Regions from separate parts of the Homo sapiens genome. Here all the other regions are linked to region 5. Evidence: chromatin contacts called from ENCODE Hi-C or POLR2A ChIA-PET data. All regions are on one chromosome and are shown on one strand. The core of a region is the stretch at or near the end of the contact, and the rest is flanking DNA. Distances in the headings are between cores, read along the strand shown. Region 1 holds the start of TRIP4 (thyroid hormone receptor interactor 4). Region 2 holds the start of CSNK1G1 (casein kinase 1 gamma 1). Region 3 holds the start of OAZ2 (ornithine decarboxylase antizyme 2). Region 4 holds the start of ZNF609 (zinc finger protein 609). Region 5 has its middle 3.5 kb from the start of RNU5A-1. Region 6 overlaps LOC105370866 (a long non-coding RNA gene).

Region 1 (4,616 bases), core at 512-3,011, 910 kb before region 5:
GTTCTGTCTCTGGAGAACCCTAACACAGGGACTGAATAAATAAACAGGTAAATGACTTTGATACCTTACAATTATTATTAAATGTAGTGGAGTTTTACAAAGAAACAAAACTTGTACCCACAATTAATAAACATTCACAGAGTATTTTGACTTTTTCTTAAAAAAAAAAACCCTGGAAAATCATCTGCTTTCCAAATTAATGATATCTACGACAATCTAAATGGAATGTAAATCAATACACTTATGAGGTTTTGTTTTGTTTTTGTAAAAAGGCCTTGCTCTGTCGCCCAGGCTGGAGTGCAGTAGTGCAATCAGGGCTCACTTCAAGCTTGACCTTCCAGGCCCAAGTGATCCTCCCACCTCAGCCTTTCAAGTAGCTGAGACTACAGGCATGTGCCACCATGCCAGGCTAATTTTTTTCATTTTTGTAGAGATGAGGATTCTCCTTATGCTGCCCAGACTGGTCCGGAACTCCTGGGCTCAAGTGATCCTCTTGCCTCTGATTCCCAAAGTGCTGGCATTACAGGCATGAGCCACCACGCCCAGTGTGTGTGTGTGTGTGTGTGTGTGTGTTTGTGTGTGTGTCTCCGTGTGCGCTCGGGTGATCCTCCCGCCTCGGCCTCCCAAAGCGCTGGGATTACAGGCATGAGACACTGCGCCCGGCCAATACACTCATGATTTTAATTATAATATTTATGCCAATGAAAACACTAGCAAAAAGGTAAAACAGCTGCCAATTTAATGTGACCACTTAGTCTAAACAGGCTAGTAGAAATGAAGAACTTTTAACCTGCAAATGCAACAAAAAGCCAGAAATGAATGGGAAGACATTATGATCTCCAGAAAAGTTTGGCTAAATTTTCCCCAGCCCATTGTCTTAGCGGGGTAGGGAATTGCAGACAGCCCTTAAATACTGTCATTTTTGGTTGAGAACTCATGTGGAAAGTCCTCAAAGCCAAATTCCAACTCCTGTTTTACTGTTTTTTACCCTCGAGCTTGCTGAGTTGTCTTGGCTCTCCTGGAAAATACATGGCTCAAAAAATAAAATAGAAGTTTTAGCGGTGTGAATCTAGTAGTCGACTACAGGGGGTATTAAAAATAAACACTCCATCCCGGTTAACACGTGAAACCGCGTCGCTACTAAAAATACAAAAAAAATTAGCCGGGCGTGGTGGCGGGTGCCTGTAGTCCCAGCTACTTGGGAGGCTGAGGCAGGAGAATGGCATGAACCCGGGAGGCGGAGCTTGCAGTGAGCCGAGATCATGCCACTGCACTCAAGCCTGGGCGACAGTGCGAGACTCCGTCTCAAAATAAATAAATAAATTAATTAATTAATTAAAAAATTAAAACCACCACCAGAGCAAAAACTTACAGCGCTTACAATACCTTCCACGTGCTGTTTTATTTTACATAAAACCATGACGATTAAAAAGCTGGCCTCTCAGCTTTCCGGGTATTGGTTTGTTTTCCCCCTAAACTGTCGTTTTTATAGGCACTTGCACTGTCTTCTTAGCAGAATTGCCAATGGCCTTCCTCGAGTCCTACGTTTAGCGATTGGCAAGAATCATGCACTGACAGAGCTCGACTCCGGAGGGCACAAGGAAGTAGACAACAAAGCAGGAAGAAGCAGGAGGCGCACAGATGGGCGGGATCTGCACTGGAGGCGGTGCGACCTTGCGGGGCGGTGCAAGCTGGCGGAACCCGCGTGAGAGAGGTTGGTGTTGCGAAGGGAACTAGTCCGGTGCAGGACGTGGGGCTTTTGCAGCTCAGCTGGTTCCGGCTGGGGAAGATGGCGGTGGCTGGGGCGGTGTCCGGGGAGCCGCTGGTGCACTGGTGCACCCAGCAGTTGCGGAAGACTTTCGGCCTGGATGTCAGCGAGGAGATCATTCAGTGAGAACAGTTCGGGTCCAAGCGGGGAAGGAGCTCTGGGATGTGCACTGCCTGAGCGAACCGGGAAGCGGGGAGGACTGAAAAGTTAAGAGAGAAATGTGATAAAGGGGCTGCAGTCTGTAGTCTGTAGGCGTCGAATTTTGGCCTCCACCTTTGTAGTTTAGTTTCTGGAATAGGGTGTCCGGCTCCACAGTCTGCCGGTCGGGCTTTTTTCCTGGGAAGACGCCCAATCTGTAATAATTAGAAATGCAAGGCTGTCCCAGGAGCCAGTTTCCTTTCTAGAGAGAAGGGGCAGGTCAAACTGTATTTCCTAACTTTGAACCCCTTACTCTTTTATTTATTTATTATTATTGTTGTTATTATTGAGACGGAGTCTCTGTCGCCCAGGCTGGCGTGCGGTGGCGCGATCTTGGCTCACTGCAACCTCCGCCTTCCGGGTTCAGGTGATTCACCTGCCTGAGCCTCCCAAGTAGCTGGGATTACAGGCACGCACCACCACACCCGGCTAATTTTTAAAAATTTTTAGTAGAGTCAGTGTTTCACCATGTTGGCCAGGCTAGTCTCCAGCTCCTGATCTCAAGTGATCCGCCCGCCTCGACCTCCCAAAGTGCTGGGATTACAGGCATGAGCCACCGCACCCAGATATACTCTGAACATTTTAGTCGGCCCAATCTGAGTTGTGTCAGTAGAGCCAACAGGGTCAGCTGTGTCAATAGGACCTAGAATTTAAGTGGAAGCAGCGTGGTAGAGTACAAATAGCTTCTGACTCTGGAGTCTCAGGTTCTATATTCTGTTGTCGTTTACCTGTTTTAGAACCCAGGACAACTTAATTTTTCTCTCTGTACCCTGGTTTCTTCATTTATAAGATTAATCATTAGTAGAGCTTATCATGCTTTATGACTCCTATGAAATGGAGATGGTGTACATGACTTAATATCTACTTTCAACTGATTGAAGAACATTTGTTGCGCTGCTGTTACACGCCAGGTGCTGGGGTAACAAAGACAAGACAGTTGGGTTCCCCTTCGTTGATGAGTGCTGAGGTTGGGGAAATGAAGGGGCTTGTTGGAGCACAAAATAAAGGATTCTCATTAAGATTTGAAAAACTCGGAAGGTTTATTGGAAAGGATAACTTTCACCCGAGAACTAAGGAATAGACAGAGGTGGCGGTCCAAAGTGTTCAGGCAGGGGAGAAAACTACAAAAATGGGACTTGATCGAAGAACTGAAAGTGTTCCTTCATTTGATTCCTTGGTCACTGATGTTGAAACCTAAATTGCTGTTCTAGGGCTTTTGTAGGAAGTAAGATGAGTTTCTGAGTTTCGGAGAAAATAGACTTTTGGCAAGGAGACAGTTCAAGTAGGTTATTTTAATGGATTTTTTTGAGGCCCTAGGAGATGGCTCAAGCCCTTATTCCCAGCACTTTGGGAGGTAGAGGTGGGAGGATTGCTTGAGACTGGGAGTTGGAGACCACCCTGGGCAACATAGTGAGACCCTGTCTCTACAGAAATAAAAAAAGTAAACAACAAGATAAAGGATTTTTTTTAACACTAGAATAGACAACAAAACAAAACAGCGAAATCTTATGGTTTGGCTTTACCCTTGCTTGAACGCAGTCAGATTAAGTATTTAGTAGTTTTCAAACATTTTTTAAAGCAGTGGAATGCTATCAAATGAAATAATGAAACTTTGCAATATATAAAACAGAAAAGTGTTTTTTACGAATATAAGTTCAAAATTTTCACTTTTTTTTTTTTTTTTTTTTGAGACAGATTCTGTTGCCCAGGCTGGAGTGCAGTGGTGCGATCTCAGCTCGCTGCAACCTCCGCCTCCCACGTTCAAGCGATTCTCTTTCCTCAGCCCGAGCAGCTGGGATTACAGGCGCGCACCACCATGCCTGGCTAATTTTTGTATTCTTACTAGAGATGGGGTTTCACCATGTTGACCAGGGTGGTCTCGAACTCCTGACCTCAGATGATCCAACCGCCTCAGCCTCCCAAAGTGCTGGGATTACAGGCATGAGCCACCACGCCTGGCCCAATTTTCACATATTTATTGTAAATATGTGTAATATATTAAATATCAAATATATTAAATATTAAATATATCAAATATTATATTAAATATATTAAATATTAAATATATCAAATATTATATTAAATATATTAAATATGTGTATTATATTAAATACAGTATTAAAAAAAAAAGATTGAGGTGGCCAGGCGCAGTGGTTCATGTGTGTAATCTAAGCACTTTGGGAGGCCGAGGCAGATGGATCATTTGAGGTCAGGAATTTCAGACCAGCCTGGCCAACATGGCGAAACCCCCACTCTACTAAAAATACAAAACTTAGTCGGGTGTGGTGGAGCGTGCAGGTCATCTCAGTTACTCGGAAGGCTGAGGCAGGAGAATCCCTTGAACCGCGGGGCAGAGGTTGCAGTGAGCTGATACCGCACCACTGCACTCCATCCTGGGTGACAGAGTGAGACCTCGTCTCAAAAAAAAAAAGGAAAAAAGAAAGATTGAGGCTATTTTTGATAAATTAACAATTTGAAATAGGGTAAGAATGATAGATGTAGTCTTCTCAGTCTAGAATCCAGTTGTATTTTGTTTGGATTACACAGTATCAAGAAAATGCGTTCTCAGGCCAGGCGTGGTGGCTCACGCCTGTAATCCTAGCACTTTAGGAGGCCAAGGCAGGTGGACCACCTGAGGTCAGGAGTTCGA
Region 2 (5,052 bases), core at 57-2,556, 940 kb before region 5:
ATTTATCTGCCTGAAAGTCAATACTTCCACTTGACCGCAATTATCTCCTTAAAAGATTAAGACACAGGCTCAACAGCAGAACATTCATTCTCTCTCTGAAAATTCACATATCTGTTCTGAGACATCACTACACAGCACCTAGTATTCAGTCACTGATTGAAACAAAAATGAAGAGGATCTTTCTACTTCATTTAAATTAGGACAGGTTTACTGGCAGGTAAGAAAGAGGCTGCAAAAGCCTTGCCTCAACATGTCTTGCCTAGACCTGTGATACATCTATATGGTTTCCCCAGTCCATTCTTTTTAAATAAACACGTACATCTACTACACAAGACTACACCTGGACTAGCCTATTGTTAAATGCTTTTCAGAATTCCACTTTTCTAAGGTAATTTATACCGGAATTAATATCGAGCTGGGAGACTTGGTTGAATATGTCATTCAGGCACTTTCCAAACATCTTAAGTGTCATTTAGGGGCAACAAACCCAGTTCCACTCTCTTTTACATTGTGATGCCTGCCCACTTGGGGGACATTGCTCCTGTAGGACGTGGGGGCGAGGAAACAGTAAAGGAAGAAGTGGGGGAAGCGTACGGAAGTTGGGTAGAGGAAAGTCTCATTACCCACTCTTGTGCCCTAAGCTCCGCCAAGGGCGGCTCCCCGCGGTACCCAGTCGACTCAGAACCCCCACAACCTTCGAAGTCCAGCTCTGTCCCAGCGGGGTGGGTAGGGAAAGAGGGCAATGGAAGCACGGGATAGCCCCAGTCACCCTGACGAGATCTGTGCCCTCCTTTTGGCTCCCGGGGGATGCTCCCCCTTTCAGAGTAAGCCCTCCAGGTGGCAAACTCCCGGTCCACACCGGCTAGAGTCAGTTTCTCGGAAGGGGCGCCTCCTCCGCCTACCTCTACCCCGCTAACCGAAACTCTCCACCCGCTGTGTCCCTCAGCCCCTCCATTCCGCCCCCGCAACCCTCCACAGACACAAACGCCAGCCTGCGCCCCACCCGGGATCACGGCGTCCCCCACCCACGCCCAGGAAAGGGCCCCCCACCAACCCCCTCAGACACACACACACCCCCTCAGACTTCAGCCTACAGAACCCCGACGAAGCCGGGCAGATACCTGGTCCAGCAGTGCTGCAAGGCGCAAATGAGGCGGGCGCGGTCCCCTCCCCGAGGCGCCAAGTGCTTCTCTACCCACCCGCAGCGGTGGTTTCTCTCTTTCCCAGGAGCGGGAGGGAGGGGAGAAGGCGGACGGGAGGGGGAAGGCGAGGAGCCGAGGGGCGGCTGGAGCCGAACCGGAACCACTAGCGCGGCCCCGCCCTCGTCCCGGAGTCGCAGAGTACCCTGGCGGGCCTAATAGGACAAACTTTGGGCAGGCAGCGTTAAACTGACACCATCACTTCCGGGTTATCCCCACGGCTGCCCCCTCCTTAGCAACCGCGTGGGGTTGCTAAGCGGAAGTGCCTTCAAAGCAACCCACCCCCATTTCTTCTGGGACTACCAGAAGATATATCGGGAGCACTGAGCTCTGCTTTGGCAACACGCTCTTACCTTCTGCTCAAGATCTTAGACCAAGTACACGCTTCGCTGCCAGAGGCACGAAACCCATCCCGCTTTTCCCTTCAACTGTACTCCTCCACCAAGCCCCCGTCTCTATATACTCCTGCTCCCTCCCACCCTTAATCCCGTGGCTGACCCAGTGGCTGTTCCTAAGGCTCCAGGCTCCTCTCTCAGGTCCCTCGAGGGAATTATTTTCTGACGGTTTAGCAAGCATCTCCCTCTTGTGGATTTTTAATTGTGTTTCAACCAGATTTTTAAAATTTCTTTCAATGTTGTGAAAGGTTTTTCATGCACTTAGTTCTCCTGTGACAGCCCATGAAGCCGAATGGTTAGAAAAATGTTGTCTTCACCTACATTTTGTAAGAGCTGCACATGTTTGTGTAAGGTCTGGAATTAACCTAGCCAAATGGAATAGGCAAAAAAGATTCAATGTAACTCGACAGTTATTTTAATCCTTAAAACAGAGAGCAGGGCACATGTTCTCAGGACCTCTTGAGACTGCGCCTCGGGGGCGGGGTGGTGGTGGAAAAAAGACAGAAAACAAAGAAAAAGGCTAAAGGGAGCCCATAATCAAATTTGGGAAGGAAGAAGACTGTCTAATCCTCCACTCAAAACTCAAAATATGCCGGGTGCGGTGGCTCACACCTGTAATCCCAACACTTTGGGAAGCCGAGACTGGCGGATCACGAGGTCAGGAGATGGAGACCATCCTGGCCAACATGGTGAAACTCCGTCTCTACTAAAAATACAAAAATTGGCCGGGCGCGGTGGCTCGCGCCTGTAGTCCTCCTGTAAGCACTTTGGGAGGCCGAGGCGGGCAGATCACGAGGTCAGGAGATGGAGACCATCCTGGCCAACATGGTGAAACCCCGTCTCTACTAAAATACAAAAAATTGGCTGGGGGTGGTGGCACGTGCCTGTAGTCCCAGTTACACGGGAGGCTGAAGCAGGGGAATTGCTTGAACCCGGGAGGCGGAGATTGCAGTGAGCCGAGATCGTGCCATTGCACTCCAATGGCACTCCAGCCTGATGACAGAGCGAGACTCCGTCTCAAAAATAATAATAAATAAATAAACAAACAAACAAAAATTAGCTGGGCGTGGTGGCGTGTGCCTGTAGTCCCAGCTACTCGGGAGACTGAGGCAGGAGAATCGCGGGAACCCGGGAGGCGGAGGTTGCAGTGAGCCGAGACCGCGCCACTGCCCTGCAGCATGGAGACAGAGCTAGACTCCGTCTAAAAAAAAAAAAAAAAACCTTCAAAATAAACTTTCATACCGACACTATGGATAAGAAAAGAGACCTCATTTATTGTGTCTGGGTGATTTGGGGTTTGAAAATATTGGGAAAATGAATGGTTGGGGTAAAAGTTAACAAAGTAATACTCGAAAAAAACAACTCGTATCTGGAGGCTGGGTGCGGTGGCTCACGCCTGTAATCTCAGCACTTTGGGAAGCCGAGGCCTGAGGATCACCTGAGGTAAGGAGTTCGAGACCAGCCTGGCCAAACTGGTGAAACCCTGTCTCTATTAAAAATAGAAAAATTAGCTGGGCGTGGTGGTGGGCACCTGTGATCCCACCTACTCGGGAGGCTGAGGCATGAGAATCATTTGAACCCAGAAGGCAGACGTTGCAGTGAGCCGAGATTGCGCCATTGCACTCCAGCCTGGGCAACAGAGCGAGACTCCGTTTCAGAAAAAAGAAAAAAAAAAAAAAAAGGAAAAGAACCCATATCGTTATGGCAGGTAAAATATTCAGAGAAATGCAGTTGGGCATTCAGAGAAAAATGAGTAAAAATCTTCATTTGGTTTTCCTATCTTAAATAGGTCTTCTTACAAGCAGAATGCTTAACAGTAGCTCCTAAATTTGTTTTCTATTCCATGGCAGTGAATATACTTGCCACGGCAGGCTCTAATTTTATTGGTCATGATAACCTCTTTATAGACACCAAAATTGAACTGTTATCCACCTTAACTGGGGCAGAGAGGAAATGAGCTTTGGTCACTTAAACGAAACACCACGTCTATTGGTTTCCTGTATGCATGAGACAGGGTTAAATTGATTCACCATAGGCAATCACTTCAGCAAAACCTTTAGGAAATCACTTCAAACTCAAATGGGTCAATAGGATGTTTAATACATCTCCACCTCTGCCATTGACATGAATACATGTGGGAGTATATACACATGCACAATTCAAATGGAATTTCAGCTCATCCACTAATTGTTCCTTTAAAAACCTGGGCGGGATGCAGTGGCTCACACATGTAACCCCAGCACTTTGGGAGGCCAAGGAGGGTGGGTCATCTGAGGTCAGAAGTTTGAGACCAGCCTGGCCAACATGGAGAAACCCCATCTCTACCAAAAATCAAAAAAAAAAAAAAAAAATTAGCCGGGCATGGTGGCAGATGCCTGTAATCCCAGCTACTCGGGAGGCTGAGGCAGGAGAATCGCTTGAACCCAGGAGGCTGAGGTTGCAGTGAGCCAAGATCGTGCCATTGCACTCCAGCCTGAGACAGAGCAAGACTCCGTCTCCAAGAAAAAAAAAAAAAACCTGGCTGAAAGTGACAAGTGGTAAACATGTTACCCTGACAAAACAGAGCTTGGTATTTCAATTGCCAAACAGGTTTAAATATCAAAAAACTTTGAAATAGTAAATAAAATGAGCTCAATGAACAACAATATATCTAAAACTATGATAGACTAGGATGTTTCAAAAAATTAAAACATGATTATGGTAAATAATAAATGTGTTCTATAGAAAGAAATGTTTTATTAAGAAAATCAAGTTATGATTAAATGTGATAGCGTAAGCCAATGTAGAAATGCAAATTCCTATGCATCACTCATTTTACCCACTGCCTGAAGAAAAATGATTTATAAGCAGCATTTGTTTACATCCTCTCTTCCTACAGCTTTTTTAAAAACTCCAGGCACTTTTGTATAGGTGTATGAATAACTGGCTTGACTCCTAATTCATCACATGTCCTCTATTCTATTATTTTCAACATACTCATTGCTTTGAGATCTCTAAAGATAGATAGTACAAACCCCACCTAAAATTAGGTATGTGAGTTTAACTACACTTTTGTAATTTTTGTGGGGAATCCATAGTCTCTCTCTTTTTTTTTTTTCTTTTTAGACAGGGTCTCACTCTGTCACCCAGGCTGGAGTGCAGGCACAATCTTGGCTCACTGCAGCCTTCACCTCGTAGGCTCAAGCGATCCTTCTACCTCAGCCTCCCAAATAGCTGGCACTACAGGCATGCAGTGTGCAGCCACACCCAGCTAATTTTTGTATTTTCTGTAGAGATGGGATCTCACTATGTTGCCCAGGCTGGTCTTGAACTCCTGAGCTTAAGCAATCCGCTTGCCTCAGCCTCCCAAAGTGCCGGGATTATAGCTGTGAACCACCACACCTGGCTAATTTTTGTATTTTTTGTAGAGAAGGGGGTCTCATTCTGTTGCCCAGGCTGGTCTTGAACTCTTGGAGGCC
Region 3 (5,077 bases), core at 2,423-4,922, 600 kb before region 5:
CGTACTTGTATCTTCTTCCCTCCCCCACCATCAGGAATTCTGACATTTTGGAAGTACCAATCAGAATAACACTGGAAAGGAAGAGCCTTGTTTTCAAAACATAGTGCCAGCTCCTCTGCAACTATTTCTTCCAGGAAACCAAGCCTCCACCTCCTGAGTTTTTCACTGGAGCCAGGGAAGCTGAAAATCCCATCCCCCACCCAATGGGAGCTAAATTCCCAGCCAGCTCCCCACTCTATGGATATGAAACACTCGAGAACACTGACTGGGAAGAACATCCGGCTCTTATCAGAATCCCTAGTTAGGACTCTACCAGGATTCCTTTTAGAAAGTTAGGGGCAGGCCCAAGGAATCTAGGAAACACGCTATGGAAATGGGATTGCCATCACTCAAAGAAACCAGACACCCTGCACACAACACCCCACCCCCAGGCCAAGTGGAGGAGCCTGATCCAAGGCCTAGCTCCTACCCAGGCCCTGGCAGGCCAGTTGGCTCCTCTCTCCACCTGCCTCTCATACAGCCAGGCCCCTCAAATTACCAACACGCTAAGCAAGGGCCCTGGAGACAAGCAAGCCTGTTTTGCCACTTAGGAAGCTGGAAAGAATTTTCGAGTCAAGTTAACCCAACCCCCTCTTCTTTTCACATGTAAGCACACTGGCTCAGCCAGAACTCAGGTCTTTCAACCTCACAGTTGGTGAAGACTCTTACATGTTGGTTCCAAGTTGCTCAACTCTCAGGGCTCAGCCTACAAAAGACTCGGCATTTCGACCAGCTCAGTCCAGAGGACTCCAGAGAATGACTGCTGAGACCACCCCACTTTCCAACCCCCACTACAGACACACAAAAAGAACAGAAAAAAAAGTCTATCTCACATACCCCTTGAGTGGGTTTTGTTGTAGGTCTCTCTGCTCCCCTCCACCCCTGTGCTTCATCCTGCCCTCTCTCATACCTGCCATCTATCCTCAGCACACACGGCGCCTTTGCCACAAGTAACACCTTTGCATCCAGCACTCTCCGTGTCTATATCCGCCTCCACCTCCTCAGCTCCCGAGGGGCTGGGTTACAGAAGATGGAGTGAAAGGGGGGAATGCAGAGGGGATGGACATGGAGAGTCTTGGAAAAGGAAACTCTAACAGCTGATGGGTTGTAGGGTAAAGAGAACATGGGAGGCAGGGATAACAGGTCAAATAAGACCATAACAAATTATCAAACGGCGAGTGAATTTTCTTCCTGCATGCAAAGAAGAAATGAGGGGGAGGGCACCAGTTAAGAGTCTGAGACTTGGGGGAAGAAAATGGCCAATGGCTGAGAACTGAGTACAGACAGGAACTTCAGAAGCTGTTGCAGGTATTGTATCTTGGGCACTTCTGGACAGCACCTGAGAGAGAAAGACTAAGAAATCCCTGAAGAAATTGAGCCCAGGAGGCAGAGGTTGCAGTGAGCCCAGATCGCACCACTGCACTCCAGCCTGCGCCACAGAGTGAGACCCTGTCTCAAAAAAAAAAAAAAAAAAAAATATTCCTCGAAGAAAATTAGGCCTTTGTCAGTAGAAAAGGGCTGACACCCACTACAGGAATAGGATGGGAAAAGCTGCAGGAAGGAAGCTGTGGTTTTTAACCCCAGCTTTGCATTATAAAGAATTACCTGGGGAGCTTTAAAACTATATGCTAATAATCAGGACACTCTAGGCCAATGAGACCAATCTTTGAAGGTAAGGCCCAAGTGACTGATTTCTCAAATGTGAAGCCAGGGTAAGAAACACTGAAATACAAGAAAAGCTGAAAACCCAGTTGGAATATTTAAGGCTGGTGCTGTTAACAAGTGGGAAAGGAAAGTTGAGAGACTATTTCAGTAAGAAGAGTGCCCAAGTTTGAGAGGAATCCTGAGTGGCAGTTAGAGGGCTCTATGCAAAGAAAAGCAATAAAGAAGGCAATGCATTTGAGAGGAACTAGTCTAATTCTGAATAGAACATGGCCCAATTTAAGGAAGATTTACAGGGAATGGATCTGCTTGCAAAATAATGAGGCCCAAGTGAGAGGCAGAGGCCATAAGGCCAAATCTGGGGACAAAAGGTCTGGTGTGGGGAACTAATGAGCTTCAGACACGGTTTGGACAGGACAGCAACAAGTTTGGGGAAAAAATGAGGAAGAGAATTAGGTCCAAATTGTAAATGAAAGCCATTCTGATGTATAAGGAGCAACTAGGATTAAAAATTCCGGGGAATTAGGAAATTGTGGAACAGTTTCAGAGAACAGAGGCAGAAATATGGGATATATTAAAATTTGAGGGAGAGATAGGTGAGAAGGGTTGTCTTGGAGAAAGAGAGGCATGTAGAGAAAGGAAAATTGAGGAACTATCTGCAGGGGGAAGGATATACCATGCAAGTTTGGAAAACCAGGGTGCTCGGTCTGAGAAAGATGTGCAGCCTTTCTCTAATTAATGGGGGAAGACTAGGGTCGGGTTTTGAGGGAGGAAATTGCAAAGATCTAGTGTCCAGAATATAGAGCTTGGTTTGAAGGCACTGGAGGTACAGGGGGAAGGTTCACTGGAAGCGAGATGGCTGGGTCCTGTGATCTAATGATCCAAAGACGGGATTCAGTTAAGAGGGGAAGGAGAAGGATGAGTTCCAGCTGAGAAAAGATGTTTAGAGGGTAAGAATGTTTCCAAGAGTGTTGGGGGTATACCATTGGGGCAACAGGATGGAGCACAAGAATCAAACCTGGTGTTTGATAAATAAAAGGAATGGCGCTGGGAGACTGGGAAAATGGGGCCTAACTGGGAGAGGGGTGTGGAGAGGGGAAGGTGGGGGAAAGATGAAGCTGAAGTATGGGACCAGGAGGAAGAGGCTGGACATCTGTGTAAGGACTGCTAGGCCTGAAGAGAATGGGGGGAGGGTGATGAGTGGGGGTAAACTGAGAACTGAAGGATGGAGGTTGACTTTGCGGGGGGCAGTGATATGAGAAGAGTCTGGGTGGGGGGTGCAGTTTTCATCAGGGAGGGAATTCAAAGGGAAGGGTGAAGTGACTTATAAGGGGAGTAAGAAAGATTTGAGGAAGACAGGAAACAATTTGGGGAATCTGGATGCCGGGGAAAGCCCAGTTTGGGGAATGGGGCACAATTCGGTGGGGCTGAAAGAAAAAAGGGGACTTGCTTGGAAGGTTGGGTTCCGGCTTTTGGGGGCTTTAGGGGAGGAGAAGGCCCGGATGAGGGGGATGGGCCCGGCTGAAGAGGGGGCTAAAGGACAGAAGAAGGCCCAGTTGCAGGGCTGAGGACCGGACTAGGGTGGCTGAAGTGGTGAACGGACCTGGCTGGGGGCGGATGGCCCCGCTGCGGGGGGCGGGGGCCGGCTAGGGGTACGTGAGAGGCCCTCTGGAGCAGATGAGGGAGGATGGGGGCGGGGAGCCTGGGCCGGGCCGTTACCTGTCCTGGGTGTTTATCATCCTCGGCGGCTCTGCTCAGGGTGGGAGGAGGCGGCGCAGGGAGTGGATAGATGGATGAGTGGGTGGGTGTGGGGTCACGCGCGCGGGGTCGATCTCTGCGGGCTAAGTCCCTGTCAGGCCGCGGGCCGAGCGCCTCCTTTTGCCTCAGCGAGCGCCTGCCTCCAACTGACCCTCCCCGGCCGCCACCGCCGCCGCCGCCGCCGCCGCCCCGCCCCCGAGTGCCTCATCTGCATAGCCCCACCCCAGCGCCGCGCGGTGTCCTGGGAAACTGGGGCCCACAACAAAGGGCAAAGCACCGCCCCGCCTCCGCGCAGGCGCACCACGGACCGATCGTGGGGGTAGGGCTAGGGGGTCCGAACGAAGGGCAGGCTGTGCAGGAGGCCATGACCAAGGCGGTGGGTCTGCCCGCAGCTGCGGCAGCGCGGCCCAGAAGATGCGTTGTGTTTCCGGTAGTTTTCTGTGAGGATTGACTCAACCTGGTCCTCATCCCTATTCCTTGTTGGCGTGGGGCCGAACAGGGCTGTGCCATTTGGGAGGATATTAAAACAAAATCAGAAATCTTAAGAGAACTACACACATATTAGCACCATTCCTAGTCTGAGTCCAGGCCCACAGATCTGTTATCTCAGCTCATAATGCAGATCAATAACCTCAGCTGTCAGGGTAGATCAACAATCTCAGCATCTCGCACACATCTCATGTCAATCGTCAAGGCTGCTCCAAGCACTGGCTTAGGTCATCTGAAGCCAGAACTCTGTAGATCATGAGCACAGTCACAACAAGACAGTCGTGGAAAGCGTCGTCACTAACTTGTTCACGGTCACTTCAGATCACAATCAGTGCAAGTTACTTCAATCGATCATGCAAGGTTACTAGTTCAGTCACCTCCATTCATTATCCCTACTGGTCCTTATGACAGATTAGTGCCTGAAGGCCACAGTCACCGGTGCGCAGACCCCTCAGATCACAGTCCTTGTAGGTTACAATCACAGACACTTCAACACAATCATCAAAAGCCCCGACTCTGTTCACAGTCAACCCAGATTGCAATCAAGAGAGGTCACATTATCTCAGATCACAGTGGGTCACTCTGTCACCTCAGATTACATCCATTCAGTTATTCAACAAATAATTATTTTATTTATTTACTTATTTTTGAGATGGAGTCTCTCTCTGTGGCCCAGGCTGGAGTGCAGTGGCACAATCTCAGCTCACTGCAACCTCCACCTCCCGGGTTCAAGCGATTCTCCTGCCTCAGCCTCCTGAGTAGCTGGGATTACAGACATGTACCACCATGCCCGGCTAATTTTTGTATTTTTAGTAGAGACGAGGTTTCACCATGTTGCCCAAGCTGGTCTTGAACTCCTGACTTCAGGTGATCCACCTGCCTCGGCCTCCAAAAGTACTGGGATTACAGGCATGAGCCACCGCACCCGGCCAACAAATAATTATTGAATAGCTACTTACTGTATGCTCCAGGCATGTGCTAGAGTCCAAGAATACGCCATAATCAACCAGGCAAGGTTCCTGCCTTGGATGTCACAATCCGGTCAAGGGGAGAGACACAGGTCATCACAATACCAGGTAAGTAAGTGCTCAATCTGAGGAATGCCACAGAGAAAGTAATTTAGGGAATT
Region 4 (4,583 bases), core at 100-2,599, 840 kb before region 5:
CCTATTTTTGCAGTCTAGTTCTCTCCAATGGCAGAGTCATGCTCCTTCAGTGGGAGATGACTACTGGAATGTTTAATCCTTAATTAAATCATGCCTAAGTCTAAAACACTAAACCCTTCTCTGTCTCCACCTGCTAAGTAGCTGAATCCTCACTTGTAACTTTGTCTAGTATACATTGGAAGTTCGCTGTCACCTGGGATCAGTTCTGCCCCTGTACTGTCTAACAACATGACTATTGGTGGACCAAAGAGAGATTATTTTTCCTAGACCAGAAAGGTTTACTTTTATCTTTAGCTATCAACCCCTCCCCCCACCTTTTTATGACCTCACTTTATCTCCAAGTCACATGCTATCTTGAGTGGCACTGTTGAAGGATGCCCCAGGATAAGGGAAAAAAGGTAAGATAAATGCAAAGCAAAATAAAATGGTCAAGGACACAGGAAGGACATAATAGGGGCTAGGATGTGGGAGGCCTTGAGAATTAAGGTAAATTTGTTTGCTATGGAATGAGATGGAAGTCTTAGGAGGTCGTCATGAATAGATGTTTCACAAGTGAAAGCTGGGTGGGAGGGCTCACTTAAACATGGACTGAATGCCTACTGTGCACTAGATAGTATGCTGGGCAATCAGAGATGAATAGCAGATAAGGAAAAATAAAAGCTACAATCCTTAGAATGGTGGGTTGGAGAAGGACAGAATAAGGTTTTTAGATAATAAAAGGCAACAAGATTTAGTGATAGAGGATGGTGAGGGGAAAAGGGATATATAGAGGGATTAGAAATGGGTGCTTTGGGGAGAAAAGCAAGTGGTAATCCTAAAAGAGAAAGCTGGAGAACAAAGGATAAAAAATTAGGAGGTTGGTACTTTGCTGAACTAAGGGGTAAAATGGATGAAACCATCAGGAGCTGTGATTGCTCTTCTGTTCTTTGTGGATGCCCATGTTCAGATCCCCTACGGCCCTTTCCTCTCTGTGGTTGAAGGACAACTACAGAAGAGGTGTCTTCTGTGTTATAAGGTGCAATACTCCCCCCAGAGACCTCTCTATGAGGAAGTCTGATCCAGCGAGAGTTCTACTGCCCACGAGGGGACAGCGTTAGGTTCGAGCTCTCTAATCCAGGTTTCTTTGAGTTTATCTTGGTTCTAACCGGCACGCCGGGTTTTCCAGCATTCCCTGAGCTAAGACTCCCTAATCTGGGCTCCGGGTGAGCGCGCATTCCGAGACCCAGGATTTCGCTCCTTCATCCAGGTTCCGGGTTTCCCCTGCGCTCACCGGCTCCAGACTCCACACAAGCGCGGAATCCGGATCCGAGGGCCTGGCAGTCCAGTGTCCGCGTCTTCCGGGTGACTCTGGTTGTCCCGGATCGCGGCGGCGGCGGCGGTGGCGGCGGCTGAGGGACCCGCGGCCCCGGACACAGCGGCACCGGCCGGGCGGGGCGGAGAGGCGCGGGGAGGGGGCAGAGAGCCAGAGCCGGAGCCGGAGCCGGAGCCGGGGTGGGGTGGGGGGGAGGGGCCGCGGGAACGGATGGCGGCCTGGGCCCCGTAGCAGCGGCGGCTCTACGGCCCGGGGCCCCGGGCGGGCGGAGGTGGCGGCTCCCGGGACCGGCCGCGCGGTGAGTCCGGAGCTTTGTGTGGAGCCGGGACTGGGGGAGGAAAGAGGCGGCGGCACCGATGGGGCGCGGGGCTGAGGGGATCTGATGGGGGCCGGGGGCGGCGGCGCTGCCTGACGGAGGAAGTGGGGGTTGGGGGGGCTGGGGCGGAGCGAGGGGAAGGTGTGTAGGGGGGGTCGTTGCGTGGGTGGGGGAGGGGGCGTCGAGGGGCGCGGGGTGAAGTTCAAAGCGTGGCCACGGCCGGTTCAGGCTGAGGGTAGGGGTGCCCGGGAGGGGATTAGGGTCTGGCTAGGTTATGGGAGCAGGCCAGAGAGTTTCTGAGGCGAGTCTGGGTATGTTGAGGGCGCTCGGGGCGACTGGGGCCAGTCAGGGAGTTGGCGGGGGAGGGGGGGCGGGGGCGGTGGTGGTTGTTCAGAGCATAGGGTCGGAAGCAGGACGTGTGCGTGACCTAGGAGTGGGGAGCAAGGTGGCTGGGATCCTGCAGTAAGTAGGTTGTGGGTGTGTGCCCCTAACAGTCTTCAGGTCACATTTACTCCTGTCCTTTTCTTCAAGATGGAGGGATCCCTGGGCCTGGACCTCAACTGCTATCCTTGTACCCCCGGGAGGGTTTGTGACCCTATCCTGTTTGGAAAACCCATGCTGCCCTCTTTTCCCTTTATGTGTAATTACGGTTGGATCATCTCTGTGCTTTGCTCAGATTCTCCTTCCTCCCTCTGGGGTTGAGGAGGAGGAGACACATCTGACCAATTAATGTGTGTTTGTGAAACAGGCAGCAGCAAACAGTCATTTCAGCTTCGAGGAATTAGGCTCACACAGGGTGGAGAGATCAGAGCCCTTCAGGGGGAATATTTCTGAACAAATCACGGATGATTAAATTCTCTAAGAAACAGCTCCCTACCTAAATGAGAGTGAGAAAGATAGGGAAGAAAGCCTGTCTGTTTCCAGCCATGTGTCCAGAGCCTAAGGGGTTGAGGAGAGTCCCCAAGCCCCTACAGGCCTCCCTTTTCTGTATTAGGCTTTGCTCTGCAGCCTTGAGTTAATTTCACCCCTGCTGCTTTGTCTTGGGGGAGGGAGTGCTGGTTTAGGCTGTTGTGAGGAGATGACTGTTCTGCTGCCACACACAATAGTCGTGTCATTTTATCGGGAGCGCTACCCCAGGGCTGAGAACTGCTGCAGCAGAGATAAACCGGTCCCTCTCACCCGCCTATTGTGTACACAGTGAAGGTCATAGGTTCAAGTCTTGTCTGAGAGCTTTGGATATGCTCCATCTCCCAGGCTCCTCAGTGCCATTTTCTTCCTTTTCCAGACTGGGGCTTGCCATTGGAGGAGGCCAGAGAGAAAGGCTCTTCTTTTTGAGTGAGGAACAATGCAGAGCTCATTGGCACACATTTTTCAGAAGAATAAGGGATGCCAGCCATGTTGTGCCTGCCTCTTTGGCTAGCCTGTACTAAGTTGTGAAGGAATAGTGTCTGGTAGACTCAACTACGATGTTTGTTTCAGACCCTTAAGGAAGAAGACTTCAAGGGAAGGTTCTACTCTTAGTTGAATCATCATATTTAATTCTTTTATATGAATGGAACACTCATGCAGTGATTTTTGTTTGTTTCCGAATACCACTAAAAACCTGTGCAGTGTTAAGATGGGGAGTCAAGCCCAGGTGTGGTGGCTCATGCTTGTAATCTTGGCACTTTGGGAGAATGAAGCCAGAGGATGGCTGGAGCCCAGGAGTTTAAGACCAGCCTGGGCAACAAAGCAAGACCCTGTTTCTTTAAAAATAAAAAATAAAAAAGTCAAGAACCAAGTACCTTTTTAATGGTGGCTTCCTGGTCAATAATAATAGCACAACAAAAAAGCCACAGAATTTGCCTATCTGGGCAAGGGCTGTGGGAACAAACCTTTCAATATTTATTTTAACTCTAATGAAAGGACATGAGTTGCTCATTGTGCAAAAGTCTATATCTGCCTCTGTATTAAGAAATTTGCCAAAGAAATAAACATTTTTGAAAAAATGTATGGGTCTTAGGGATTATTAGTGAGAGAAGGATGAGAACAAACTAGAAGGAATCCTATTGTACATATCTGATAGAAGTGCTCAAATAATATTTATGTACTATTAGTTGTGTAAAAAATTATTTGGGACCAGGCATGGTGCTCACACCTGTAATCCCAGCACTTTGGGAGGCTGAGGCAGGAGGATCACTTGAGCCTAGGAGTTTGAGAGTGGCCTGGGCAACATAGTGAGAACTCATCTCTACAAAAATTTAAAAAAATACAGCTAGCTGGGCATAGTGGCACATGCCAGTGGTCCCAGCTACTCAGGAGGCTGAGGTGGGAAGATCGCTTGAGTTCAGGAGTTCGAGACCAGCTTGGGCAACATGGCAAAACCCCATCTCAACAAAAAATATAAAAAATGTTAGCTGGGTGTAGTGGCATACGCCTGTGGTCCCAGCTTCTTGGGAGGCTGAGGTAGAAAGATCTCGTTGAGCCCAGGAGGTTGAGGCTGCAGTGAGCTGTGATTGCACCGCTGTACTCCAGCCTGGGTGATAGAGCAGGACCTTGTCTTTAAAAAAAAAAAAAAAAAATTTGGGGCCTGGAAAAGAGGTTTCCATTTAGGACATTAAATACAACTTTTCTTTAAAAAGAGATTAGAAGTAAAACTCATTGTGAGTGGGGAATTGTATATAATGTGCTGTGTACACAATAGCCAATCATTTCCCATAGGATAGTGTTGAATAAGAACTTTAGCCTTTGGTTTTGGTAAAGGTCTTTCTGAGGCAATTAGTCTGTCTATGGTGCCTCCCTTATCCTTTTATTTCAGTGAGTTTCTTTAAATGATGGCCTGCCACTGAGGTGTTGGGCCTTTGATAGGAGGGAACAGGTTGTTCTGACCTTTATATATTTTTTGATAACAGAACTGTCTTCAGGCCTTACTGGAGGTGTTGTCTGTCTTTAGACTATTTCCAACTCTGTGTCCTA
Region 5 (5,102 bases), core at 2,285-4,784:
GGCTAATCTTATTTGAGATGGAGTTTTGCTTTTGTTGCCCAGGCTGGAGTGTAGTAGGGCGATCTCGGCTGACTGCAACTTCCGCCTCCCGGGTTCAAGCGATTCTCCTGCCTCAGCCTCCGGAGTAGCTGGAATTACAGGCGCCCACCACCATGCCCGGCAAACTTTTTGTATTTTTAGTAGAGATGGGGTTTCGCCATGTTGGCCAGGCTGGTCTCGAACTCCTGACCTCAGATGATCTACCCGCCTCGGCCTCCCAAAGTGCTGGGATTACAGCTGTGAGCCGCCGCTCCTGGCCTAATTTTTTTTTTTTTTGAGACAGTCTCGCTGAGTCGCCCAGGCTGGAGTGCAGTGGCGCGATCTCGGCTCACTGCAACCTCCGCCTCCCAGGTTCAAGCGATTCTCCTGCCTCAGCCTCCCGAGTAGCTGGGACTACAGGGGTGGTGCCACCACACCGGGCTAATTTTTATATTTTTAGTAGAGACGGGGTTTCACCATGTTGGCTAGCTAGGCTGGTCTTGAACTCCTGGCCCTCAAGTGATCCACCCGCCTCAGCCTCCCAAAGTGCTGGGATTACAGGCAGGAGCCACTGCACCCGGCCTAAATTTTTAGTGATGTAACAGTTTTTAGTGTTAATATTAAAATGCACAAGATACTCATCCTTTGCATCTCTTTAAACTTATATTGTAAGTTATCACAAGAAAGCTGTAGACATGATCTTTAAAATGTGCAAGAGGAGCATACATTTTCGAAATACTTTTCGGATTTAAGGGAAGAAGATATTTGACGCCACGACCATAACGGGTGGGCCTTGGAGTCAGAACTGAGCACTAAATGGAACTTGGGCCCTCTTGTGGCCATCGCGGAGGCTGCAGCAGAAATGAGCAAGGAGTTCGAAGAACGGAGGTAACGTAATAGGAGCTGAGACCTAGAGGCCCCCCACCAACTACCTTCCCTATAGGGAGAGTCTCTACAGAAAAATTTGTAATGATTGAATGTTGCTTCTACAAGAGAACCTGCTTCTTATAACTGGGCCCTGGCATCTGGTCACAACAAATAGAAACCAGAGAACAATCTACAAAAATGATTTAACGTTTATCTGTGTAGGCTGGCCACAAGTGGCTCACACCTGTAATACCAGCACTTTGGGAGGGCGAAGCGGGAAGATCAGTGGAGGCCAGGAGTTCAAGACCAGCCTGGCCAACACGGTGAAACCCCTTCTCTACTAAAAATACAAAAATTAGCCAGGTGTGGTGGGGCACGCCTGTCATCATCCCAGCTACTTGGGAGGCTGAGACAAGAGAATCACTTGAACCTGGGAGGCAGAGGCTGCAGTGAGCCGAGATTGTACCACTGCACTCCAGCCTGTGTGATAGTGAGCCTCCATCTAAACACACACACACACACACACACACACACACACACACACACAAAACCAAAAAAGAACCAGGAGAATCGCATGAACCCCGGAGGCGGAAGTTGTCGGCCCAGATCACGCCACTGCACTTCAGCAGTGACTGTCTCAAAAGAAAAAGAAAAAAAACAAAAGCCCCATCAATCTGTTAGTGTAGATTGATCAACACTATATGAGATTAAAGCAGAATCATTTGGTAATCCCATGAATGTACATTTATCAAATGTTTAAGTTTGACAAATTTAAACATCTATCCATTTTTATATATAGTATATACATAACTTAGTTTTATTTTACTTTTGATAGTCTCGCTCCGTTGCCCAGGCTGGAGTGCAGTGGTGCAATGTAGGTTTACTGCAACCTCGACCTCCCGGGCCCAAGTGATCCTCCCACCTCATCCTCCCAAGCGGTAGAGACTACAGACTCGCACCACCCCACCTGGCTAATTTTTGTGTTTTTTTGTAGGAACAGAGTTTCACCACGTTGGCCAGGCGCCAGCCTCGAACTCCTGGGCTCAAGCCTTCCCTACAGCCTCGGCCTCCCAAAGTGCTGGGATTACACGTATGAGCCACCAAGCCCAGCTATGTTTTTATCTTATTACAATAGAAATAGATGGGAATCTGCTTAAAGTAGAACCACCACCAAAAACATTCACACATAACAAAGTGTTGTGAACTTTCCCTTTAGAGTCTGGAAAAAGACAAAGATGACAGTATCACTGCTTCCATTCAATTTTTCACTAAGGGCCTTGCCAGGCAAGTGTAACAAGAAAAGTCAGGGGGAGGGAAAAGTATAAGGAGTGAAAAAAGAAAAAATTATTATTCTCAGTCCATATGATTATCTTCATAGAAGATCCAAAAGGATTTAGAAGTATACTGTTCAATATGGCAACCACTGGCCACATGTGGCTATTGAGCATTTGAAATGTGGCCAGTCTCAATTGAGATGTACTTAAGTATAAAATACACACTGGATTATTATATTTTTGAGACGAAAGTCTCTGCACCCAGGCTGGAGTGCAGTAGCACGATCTTCGCTCACTGCAACCTCTGCCTCCCGGGTTCAAGCGATTCTCCTGCTTCAGCCTCCAGAGTAGCTGGGACTACAGGCACATGCCACTGCGTCCCGCCAATTTTTGTATTTTTAGTAGAGAAAGGGTTTCACCATGTTGGCCAAGCTGGTCTTGAACTCCTGACCTCAGGTGATCCCCCCAACCTCAACCTCCCAAAGCGCTGGTATTACAACAGGCGTGACCCACCGCGCCCAGCCAGTTATTTCCTAAATTAAATTAGCACGAATTGTTGCTGGAAATTGAGGTGCAAGCCACATCATAAATAACGGATCAACGTGAGTCCAAGCTTCGGATTCACAAATTGTAGAAACTCCATGACCCTCTGTGGAGACTCACAGAGCTACAAACAAGTTAACTCTCCTTTCAGTTCTCTCAACAGTGAAAGCTATCCAGGACCCTTCCAGAGTGAAGCACAGTACAGGCCAACAAATAAATGTCTCCTAAAGCCCAGGAAAAGGGAAACACTCTCTCCCAAGGCTCAATACGGGGGGAGGTCAGTACTCAGAGAACCCACCCCTTAACCCCTTGCTAGGTCCTATGAGACGTAGCTATTATCATATGGTGAGAACTTTGCATCTCAATGGGTTTCTAACTTCCCCTTACATTGTGAACTACAGCAAGCATGCAAGACTATCAAAACAGACGTAACGCTGGCTGGCGCAGTGGCACACCTTTAATCCCAATGTGTCCAGAATTGGTGGGTTTTTGGTCTCACTAACTTCAAGAACGAAGCCGCAGACTCTCGTGGTGAATCTCAGGGTTCTTAAAGGCGGCGTATCCAGAGCTTGTTCCTTCTGACCTTCAGATGCATTCGGAGTTTCTTCCTTCTGGTGGGTTCGTGGTCTTGCTGGCTCAGGAATGAAACTACAGACCTTCACGGTGAGCATTACAACTCTTTAAAGCAGCACATCTGGAGTTGTTCCTTCTTCCCAGTTGGTTTCCGGCCTCACTGGCTTCAAGAGCGAAACTACACACTTTCAGGGTGAGTGTTACAGCTCATAGGCCAGACCCACGCACGGAGCAGTAGCAGCAGCAATAGCAAGTTACTGCAAACAGCAAAAGAAAAAAAGCCACCTCGGTATCAAAGAAAACACCCCACCTGCCTGCCGCAGCAGGAGCGGGCAGCCTGCTTTTATGCTCTTATCTGGCCCCACCCACATCCTGCTGATTGGTCCATTTTACAGAGAGCCGATTGGTCTGTTTTACAGAGAGCTGATTGGTCCGTTTTGACAGGGTGCTGATTGGTGTGTTTACAATCCCTGAGCTAGACACAAAAGTTTTCGTCCCCACTATATTAGCTAGATACAGAGTGTCCATTGGTGTATTTACAAACCCTGAGCTAGACACAGAGTGCTGATTGGTGCATTTACAAACCTTGAGCTAGATACAGAGTGCTGATTGGTGTATTTACAATCCCTTAGCTAGACATAAAGATTCTCCAAGTCCCCACCACACTCCGGAACCCAGCTGGCTTCGTCCAGTGGATCCTCCACTGGGGCCGCAGGTGGAGCTGCCTGCCAGTCCTGAGCCGTGTGCCGGCACTCCTCAGCCCTTGGGCGGTCCATGGGACTGGGCGCGGTGGAACAGGGGGCGGCACTTGTCCGTGGAGGCTCCGGCCGCGCAGAAGCCCATGGCGGGTGGGCAGGGTAGGCTCAGGCATTGCAGGCTGCAGGTCCCGAGCCCTGCCCTGCAGGGAGGCAGCTAAGGCCCGGCAAGAAATCCAGCACAGCGCCGGTGGGCCGGCACTGCTGGGGGACCTGGCGCATCCTCCGCAGCTGCTGGCCCAGGTGCTAAGCCCCTTACTGTCTGGGGTCGGCGGAGCCGGCCGGCCGGCCGCTCGGACTGCGGGCCGCCAAGGCCACGCCCACCCGGAACTCTAGCTGGCCCGCAAGCCCCGTGCGCAGCCCCGGTTCCTGCGGTGTCTCTCCCTCCACACCTCCCCGCAGGCTGAGGGAGCCGGCTCCGGCCTCGGCCATCCCAGGAAGGGGCTCCCACAGTGCAGCGGCGGGCTGAAGGGCTCCTCAAGCGCGGCCAGAGTGGGCGCTGAGGCCAAGGAGGCACCGAGAGCGAGCGAGGGCTACGAGGGCTGCCAGCGCGCTGTCACCTCTCACCAACACTTTCAGAGGCAGGGGTGGGAGAATCCCCTGAGCCCACGAATTCGAGACCAGCATGGGCAACATGTCTGTCAACATAGGGAGACCCCCATCTCTACAAAAAATTAAAAAATAAAATTAGCCCAATGTGGTGGCTTGCAGACTATAGTCCCAGATACTCGGGTGACTGAGGCAGGAGGTGCTTAATCCCAGCAGTTTGAGGCTGCAGTGAGCTATGATTGCAGCCCTGCACTCCAGCCTGGGTGACAGAACGTGTATCAAAACAAAAACAAATAGGAATGGCTACAGTAACCTTCCAGCAGTCAAGAAGATGACCTTCAGCCAGTACCCCTATAGCAACCTCTGCAAGGGCTTGGGGGCCTTGCTCTCAGAACAGGGCTTTCATCTTACGAACAAGTTCCTGACCTACTTCCCCGGGAGGAGCACTGAGGATGGCCGCAAGCGAGTATTTCTGCGAGATCGCCCCCCGCCCCCCCACTGACCCCTCGATGTTCCCCACGTG
Region 6 (5,062 bases), core at 58-2,557, 520 kb after region 5:
GCAAAGTGATCTCAGGGCCATAGCATCAAACAACCCCAAGAGCATCATTTAGGTGAATAGAATCCAAATGGTGCCTCCTGGTGTTGTACACCTGGACAGTGTTGTCCACTTACCTGTCTGGATTCCTTCTTCACTTCTCTTTGACCTAATAATTTCTTTCTTTCTTGCCCATGCTCAATGCTTCTAAGAGGTTTAAGATTTTTTTTAATTCAGCCTTTTTAATTGTTTCCAGTGGGAGGTGCAGTGTGAATTCCTAGCCTGCCATATACCTGGAAACAGAGCTCTCAAAACTCAACTTGATATACCCTACGATTTATAAAAATATCTGATAGCCCAATTTGTTCAATTCATAATTACCTTTTTTTTTCTGGCACCAAAGCTTTAATTAGGAATAGTTTGATGGAATCAGAAAGAATCCATAATCCGTGGTACTTAACTCTTCCCTCAATGAATATTGCTAACAAATGTATGGATTTACATTGAAATACCAAAGTAGCTCAAAGATCTCATAGTGACCACAATTTTTAAAATAGTGACCACATTTTAAAATGTTTCTCAGAAAATGAGTATGTTAAACCAAAATCATGTGTGTCACTTGCATGGAAAGTGCTGTGTCTCCATAGTTACACTAAAACATAACAAGTACAAAGGGGAAATGTCTCTTGGTGGTTGATAAGCTAAACGGAAGTGAGTCTTGTTCTACTATAATACTAGAAATGTTTTTAAACTTTCGCTCAAGGATGGAGGGTTTCATATCCTTCTGTATTACCCCTTGCTAAAACATAAGTAAGCATAGTTATGGAAAAAACACATGGGCAGTCATTGCTAAGACTCAGTGTATTGATGTCGTGTAGAAAAACATGATACAGAGATCTGTTTTTGTGGTTTATTTAATTGTCTTTGTTGTTTATAGTATTTGCTCTGAAGTATAACTCTATAAAATTTTAACAAAGACAAAGACAATCTGTCTTAGCCCAATATTAGCCCTATTCCCCACTTGGGAAAAAGTATTTTATAACACATATCAAATCAGCCTTGGAGACCATAGCATCCAATTATGCCTAGAGTGTACTAGATATTCGATAAGTGTTTGTTGAGTCAATTACTTAATGGACAATATATAATGGGTTGTTGTAAATAAAGCAGAGCAGTGACTAAAATGTTGACTTGGTCATATTGTGGGAGCATTAAAGAAGGAAAACGCCTGGGATTCAATGCCCATTCTAGGGCTGTCTGGTGCTATGGCTCTGGGTAATCCATAACCACCCGGGGCCCCAGTTTCTTCATTACTTGCCCTGTTCTTTGGTCAGACTGCACAGTCACTCCCTGTACATGCAGCATAATTTCCCAGTTCAGGGTCCTTGTCCTTATGGTTATCTAAAATGCCCTTGCCCCATCCGCTGTATGACTAAACCTATCTAGTCATGATATCCTACTTCTTTTAATCCTTCTAGTATAAATACTCTCCCACCAAGCTTCCTTGACACCACCCTGACTAGAAGCTAACTTTTCCTCTGAGCTTTTTGAATAGCATCTTTTTTCTTTTAACTCAAATGGTGTCATTTTTAATACTTTATAGCTTATATTATGATCTTTTATGTAGATATCCATACTATACTGCTTCTTTGCTAGACTGAATGTTCATAAGGGTAGAACCCATGCTTGCTATATTTTTGTAGTTCTCCATAACACCTAGCAAAATACATTAAAGATTATATGTGCTCAGTAAATATCTGTTGAATCTGAATATAGAGCATAATAATGCTTTTAATGCTTTCCTTTCTCTCTTTTCTTTCTTTCTCTTTCTTTTCTTTAATCTTTCTTTTATTTTCTCTTTCTTTCTCTTCCTTTCTTTTCCTTTCCTTTTCTTTCCTTTCCTTTCTTTTCTTTTCTTTCTTTTTGATAGGCTCTCATTCTGTCGCCCAGGCTGGGGTGCAGTGGCGCGATCTTGGCTCACTGCAACCTCCACCTCCTGGGTTCAAGTGATTCTCCTGCCTCAGCCTCCCCAGTAGCTGGGATTACAGGTGCCTGCCACAACACCCAGCTGTTTTTTGTATTTTTAGTAGAGACAGGGTTTCACCATGTTGGCAGGCTGGTCTCAAACTTCTAGTCTCAAGTGATCTGCTTGCCTTGGCCTCCCAAAGTGCTGGGATTACAGGCATGAGTCACTGCACCCCGTCCAATAATAATGCTTTTGTTTTCTTTTCTTTCTTTTTTTTTTTTTTTTTTGAGGCAGAGTTTTGCTCTGTCCCCCAGCTGGAGTGCGGTGGTGGGATCTCGGCTCACTGCAACCTCTGCCTCCCGGGTTCAAGTGATTCCCCTGCCTCAGCCTCCTGGGTAGCTGGGACTACAGGCATGCGCCACATGCCCGGCTAATTTTTTCTTCTTATTTTAGTAGAGACGGGGTTTCACCACGTTGGCCAGAATGGCCTCTATCTCCTGACCTCCTCGTGATCCACCTGCCTCAGCCTCCCAAAGTGCTGGGATTACAGGCATGAGCCACTGCACCTGGCCCCAGTAATGCTTTTCTTGCTGATGATAGAGGGCTGCATCAAATTATAGCTTGAGGCCATTTATACCTTGTAGACCAATGATTGTGGAGCATTAATGGGGAATGCTGGATATAAATAAGGAAAATTGCATAAGCTATTTATCCATTAGTGGGAGAAGAAAAGAAAATACTTGGGTGGATCAGATCCCATTTCAAAGCAGAGATGAAAGTGAAATTGAAGCAAGAGTAGAAAGCAACAAGAGCAGCATAGGTTGGTTATTCTATTTTGGTCATTTAAGAAAGTTCTTTTCTCAACTGCCTGTTTTTAGACTATGCATACCTGTGTATAGCTAACATAGTATGTACATAGTTTTGACAGATTCCCTGAGGACTTGAGCCAGAAGATGAATTGCATCTTTAGAATATGGTCAATAATTTCACAGACATAGTGTTGAGTGAAAGAAAACAAATACAATACATGCTGTCTGATTCTATTAATATGAAGTTCAAAAACAGGCAAAACTAAATTGTGGTGATAAAAGTCAAAACAGTGGTTATCCCTAGAGGGTGCTGACTAGTATAGGGCACAGAGATTCTTCAGAGGTGCTAGTAACAATCTATATGTTGAACTGAGTGGTGTTACATGATACATACACATGTAAAAATATTTTGAGTTGTCCACTTAGAAGTTATGCACTTTGGCCAGGCTCGGTGGCTCGCGCCTGTAATCCCAGCACTTTGGGAGGCCGAGGCAGGCGCATCACCTGAGGTCAGGAGTTCGAGACTAGCCTGGCCAACATGGTGAAACCCCATCTCTACTAAAAATACAAAAATCACCCGGGCGTGGGGGTGGGCGCCTATAATCCCAGTTACTCAGGAGGCTGAGGCAGGAGAATTGTTTGAACCTGGGAGGCAGAGGTTGCAGTGAGCTTCCGAGATTGTGCCAATGCACTCCAACCTGGGCAACAAGAGCAAGACTCCATCTTAAAATAAAATAAAAAAAAAAGGCCAGGCACGGTGGCTCATGCCTATAATCCCAGCACTTTGGGAGGCCGAGGAGGGCAGATTACATGAGGTCAGGAGTTTGAGACCAGCCTGGCCAACATGGTGAAACACAGTCTCTACTAAAAATACAAAAATTAGCCAGGCGTGGTGGCAGGCGCCTGTAATCCCAGCTACTCGGGAGGCTGAGGCAGGAGAATTTCTTGAGCCTGGGAGGCGGAGGTTGCAGTGAGCCGAGACTGTGTCACTGCACTCCAGCCTGGCTAACAGAGCGAGACTCTGTCTAAAAAAAAAAAAAAAAAAAAGTTGTGCACTTTACTGTAGGTAAGTTATATCTCAATTTAAAAAAAGAATCCAAATTGCCTTCTGTATCCCTGATGAACACGTAAAGGATAGATTGGAGCTATGCAGTGTGTTTCCTGGAAAAATAAAGCAGACTTTTTAAAATTCCAGAGTTTTCTCCAGGAACCTGTGACCAGATGGCTCTTATAAATAATACATCAAAATATGGTTAGGACTAGAAGAATTCAGGATGTGTGATAAAAAGAAAACAACTAATGATCATATAGTTTACTCTTTTTGGCTTTCATTGCAATTTTCTGGAAGAGTCAGGATTGCTAATAAATGGTCGTGCAGCAAGAATGGAATAAGTCCTGCAGCATGAGGGTAATTGCTGGCTGTGAAACCTTCAATAACTTTCAGGCTTTCTGGGCACTGGATGCTTCCTCTGCTAAATGGAAAAATATTTTACCCGCTCGAAGACAGGGGAAAGGATCAAGTGATCTCTTAAGGCTCTTTCCAGCTTGTAAAATCTTTGGCTTGGCCGGGTGCAGTGGCTCATGCCTGTAATCCCAGCTCTTTGGGAGGCCAAGGTGGGCGGATCACGAGGTCAGGAGTTCGAGACCAGCCTGGCCAATATAGTGAAACCCTGTCTCTACTAAAAATACAAAAATTAGCTGGGCATGGTGGCATGAGCCTATAGTCCCAGCTACTTGGGAGGCTGAGGCAGGAGAATTGCTTGAACCCAGGAGGCAGAGGTTGCAGTGAGCTGAGATTGCACCTCTGTACTCCAGCCTGGGCAACAGAGGGAGACTCTGTCTTAAAAACAAAACAAAACAAAACAAAGACTCTTTGGCTTATGGAAATTGAAACTATAAAGAAACAACTGTGAGCCGAGTGCAGTGGCTCATGCCTGTAATACCACCGTTTTGAGAGGCTGAGGCGGGCGGATCACCCGAGGTCAGGGGTTTGAGACCAGCCTGGCCAACATGGTGAAACCCCATCTCTACTAAAAATACAAAAATTAGCCAAGCATGGTGGCGGGCACCTGTAATCCCAGCTACTCAGGAGGCTGAGATAGGAGAATCGCTTGAACCCGGGAGGCAGAGGCTGCAGTGAGCTGAGGTCGTGCCACTGCACTCCAGCCTGGGCAACAGAGCGAGACCCTGTCTCAAAAAAAAAACCTGTAATAATAAAATCTGTAAAAATATGTAATAGGCAACAAACAATGTAGGTGGCCACACCAAATAGAGATCCAGGCAGAAAACACCTTTTCAGATACAGTGAGCT

What was found. A loop is a pair of places that touch in the nucleus more often than their neighbours do. ChIA-PET counts read pairs that join two places held with the same protein, here RNA polymerase II (POLR2A). Pooled maps may share reads with other maps.
Region 1: a map of naive thymus-derived CD4-positive, alpha-beta T cell shows a loop between it and region 5 (6-fold over the local background). The contact joins the promoter of TRIP4 here to the enhancer-like site in region 5. A Hi-C loop is called at or near these places in 1 of 168 maps with a recorded cell type or tissue (naive thymus-derived CD4-positive, alpha-beta T cell), 1 of 37 single-sample maps with no recorded cell type and 9 of 50 pooled maps. POLR2A ChIA-PET finds 5 or more read pairs at or near these places in 3 of 52 experiments (CD4-positive, alpha-beta T cell, PC-9 and activated CD4-positive, alpha-beta memory T cell).
Region 2: a loop to region 5 is called in a pooled map, with 4 times the contacts of the local background. The contact joins the promoter of CSNK1G1 here to the enhancer-like site in region 5. A Hi-C loop is called at or near these places in 3 of 50 pooled maps. POLR2A ChIA-PET finds 5 or more read pairs at or near these places in 2 of 52 experiments (HepG2 and activated CD4-positive, alpha-beta memory T cell).
Region 3: a loop to region 5 is called in a map of CD8-positive, alpha-beta T cell, with 8 times the contacts of the local background. The contact joins the promoter of OAZ2 here to the enhancer-like site in region 5. A Hi-C loop is called at or near these places in 4 of 168 maps with a recorded cell type or tissue (CD14-positive monocyte, CD8-positive, alpha-beta T cell and naive thymus-derived CD4-positive, alpha-beta T cell), 1 of 37 single-sample maps with no recorded cell type and 11 of 50 pooled maps. POLR2A ChIA-PET finds 5 or more read pairs at or near these places in 2 of 52 experiments (Panc1 and activated T-cell).
Region 4: a loop to region 5 is called in a pooled map, with 6 times the contacts of the local background. The contact joins the promoter of ZNF609 here to the enhancer-like site in region 5. A Hi-C loop is called at or near these places in 8 of 50 pooled maps. POLR2A ChIA-PET finds 5 or more read pairs at or near these places in 3 of 52 experiments (activated B cell, activated CD4-positive, alpha-beta T cell and activated T-cell).
Region 6: a loop to region 5 is called in a pooled map, with 6 times the contacts of the local background. The contact joins two enhancer-like sites. A Hi-C loop is called at or near these places in 1 of 37 single-sample maps with no recorded cell type and 6 of 50 pooled maps. POLR2A ChIA-PET finds 5 or more read pairs at or near these places in 3 of 52 experiments (HEK293, T-cell and activated B cell).

What each region holds. Positions count from the first base shown.
Region 1 is chr15:64,386,075-64,390,690 of GRCh38, forward strand. TRIP4 (thyroid hormone receptor interactor 4) reads left to right here and starts at 1,762. Exons shown (of 13, transcript NM_016213.5): 1 at 1,762-1,890. The coding sequence starts at 1,790. It also overlaps a transcript of PCLAF not described here. RefSeq lists enhancers at 1,477-1,977, 1,559-2,048, 1,978-2,478.
Region 2 is chr15:64,354,867-64,359,918 of GRCh38, forward strand. It overlaps CSNK1G1 (casein kinase 1 gamma 1), which reads right to left and starts at 1,307. Exons shown (of 12, transcript NM_022048.5): 1 at 1,122-1,307. RefSeq lists silencers at 573-632, 1,023-1,082, 1,193-1,242.
Region 3 is chr15:64,699,609-64,704,685 of GRCh38, forward strand. OAZ2 (ornithine decarboxylase antizyme 2) reads right to left here and starts at 3,673. Exons shown (of 5, transcript NM_002537.3): 1 at 3,421-3,673. The coding sequence starts at 3,440. LOC124903507 (a long non-coding RNA gene) reads left to right here and starts at 4,935. Exons shown (of 3, transcript XR_007064679.1): 1 at 4,935-5,024. RefSeq lists enhancers at 1-792, 793-1,630 and silencers at 3,259-3,478, 3,489-3,808.
Region 4 is chr15:64,459,229-64,463,811 of GRCh38, forward strand. ZNF609 (zinc finger protein 609) reads left to right here and starts at 1,350. Exons shown (of 10, transcript NM_015042.2): 1 at 1,350-1,610. LOC105370861 (a long non-coding RNA gene) reads right to left here and starts at 1,359. Exons shown (of 3, transcript XR_932367.3): 1 at 1,271-1,359. RefSeq lists an enhancer at 872-941 and silencers at 1,402-1,521, 1,582-1,681.
Region 5 is chr15:65,297,042-65,302,143 of GRCh38, forward strand. No RefSeq gene overlaps it. Among named protein-coding and RNA genes, the nearest start is that of RNU5A-1, 3.5 kb to the left of the region's middle. RefSeq lists enhancers at 1-48, 4,150-4,665. Within about 2 kb of position 3,535, at least 3 of the 41 ENCODE cell types and tissues checked have a DNase peak (open chromatin) inside an H3K27ac peak, as active enhancers do; they include CD4-positive, alpha-beta T cell and CD8-positive, alpha-beta T cell, where a contact is called at or near this core.
Region 6 is chr15:65,818,469-65,823,530 of GRCh38, forward strand. The region is part of intron 1 of LOC105370866 (a long non-coding RNA gene); the gene reads left to right. Among named protein-coding and RNA genes, the nearest start is that of DENND4A, 29 kb to the left of the region's middle. RefSeq lists an enhancer at 2,843-2,962. Within about 2 kb of position 1,308, at least 6 of the 41 ENCODE cell types and tissues checked have a DNase peak (open chromatin) inside an H3K27ac peak, as active enhancers do.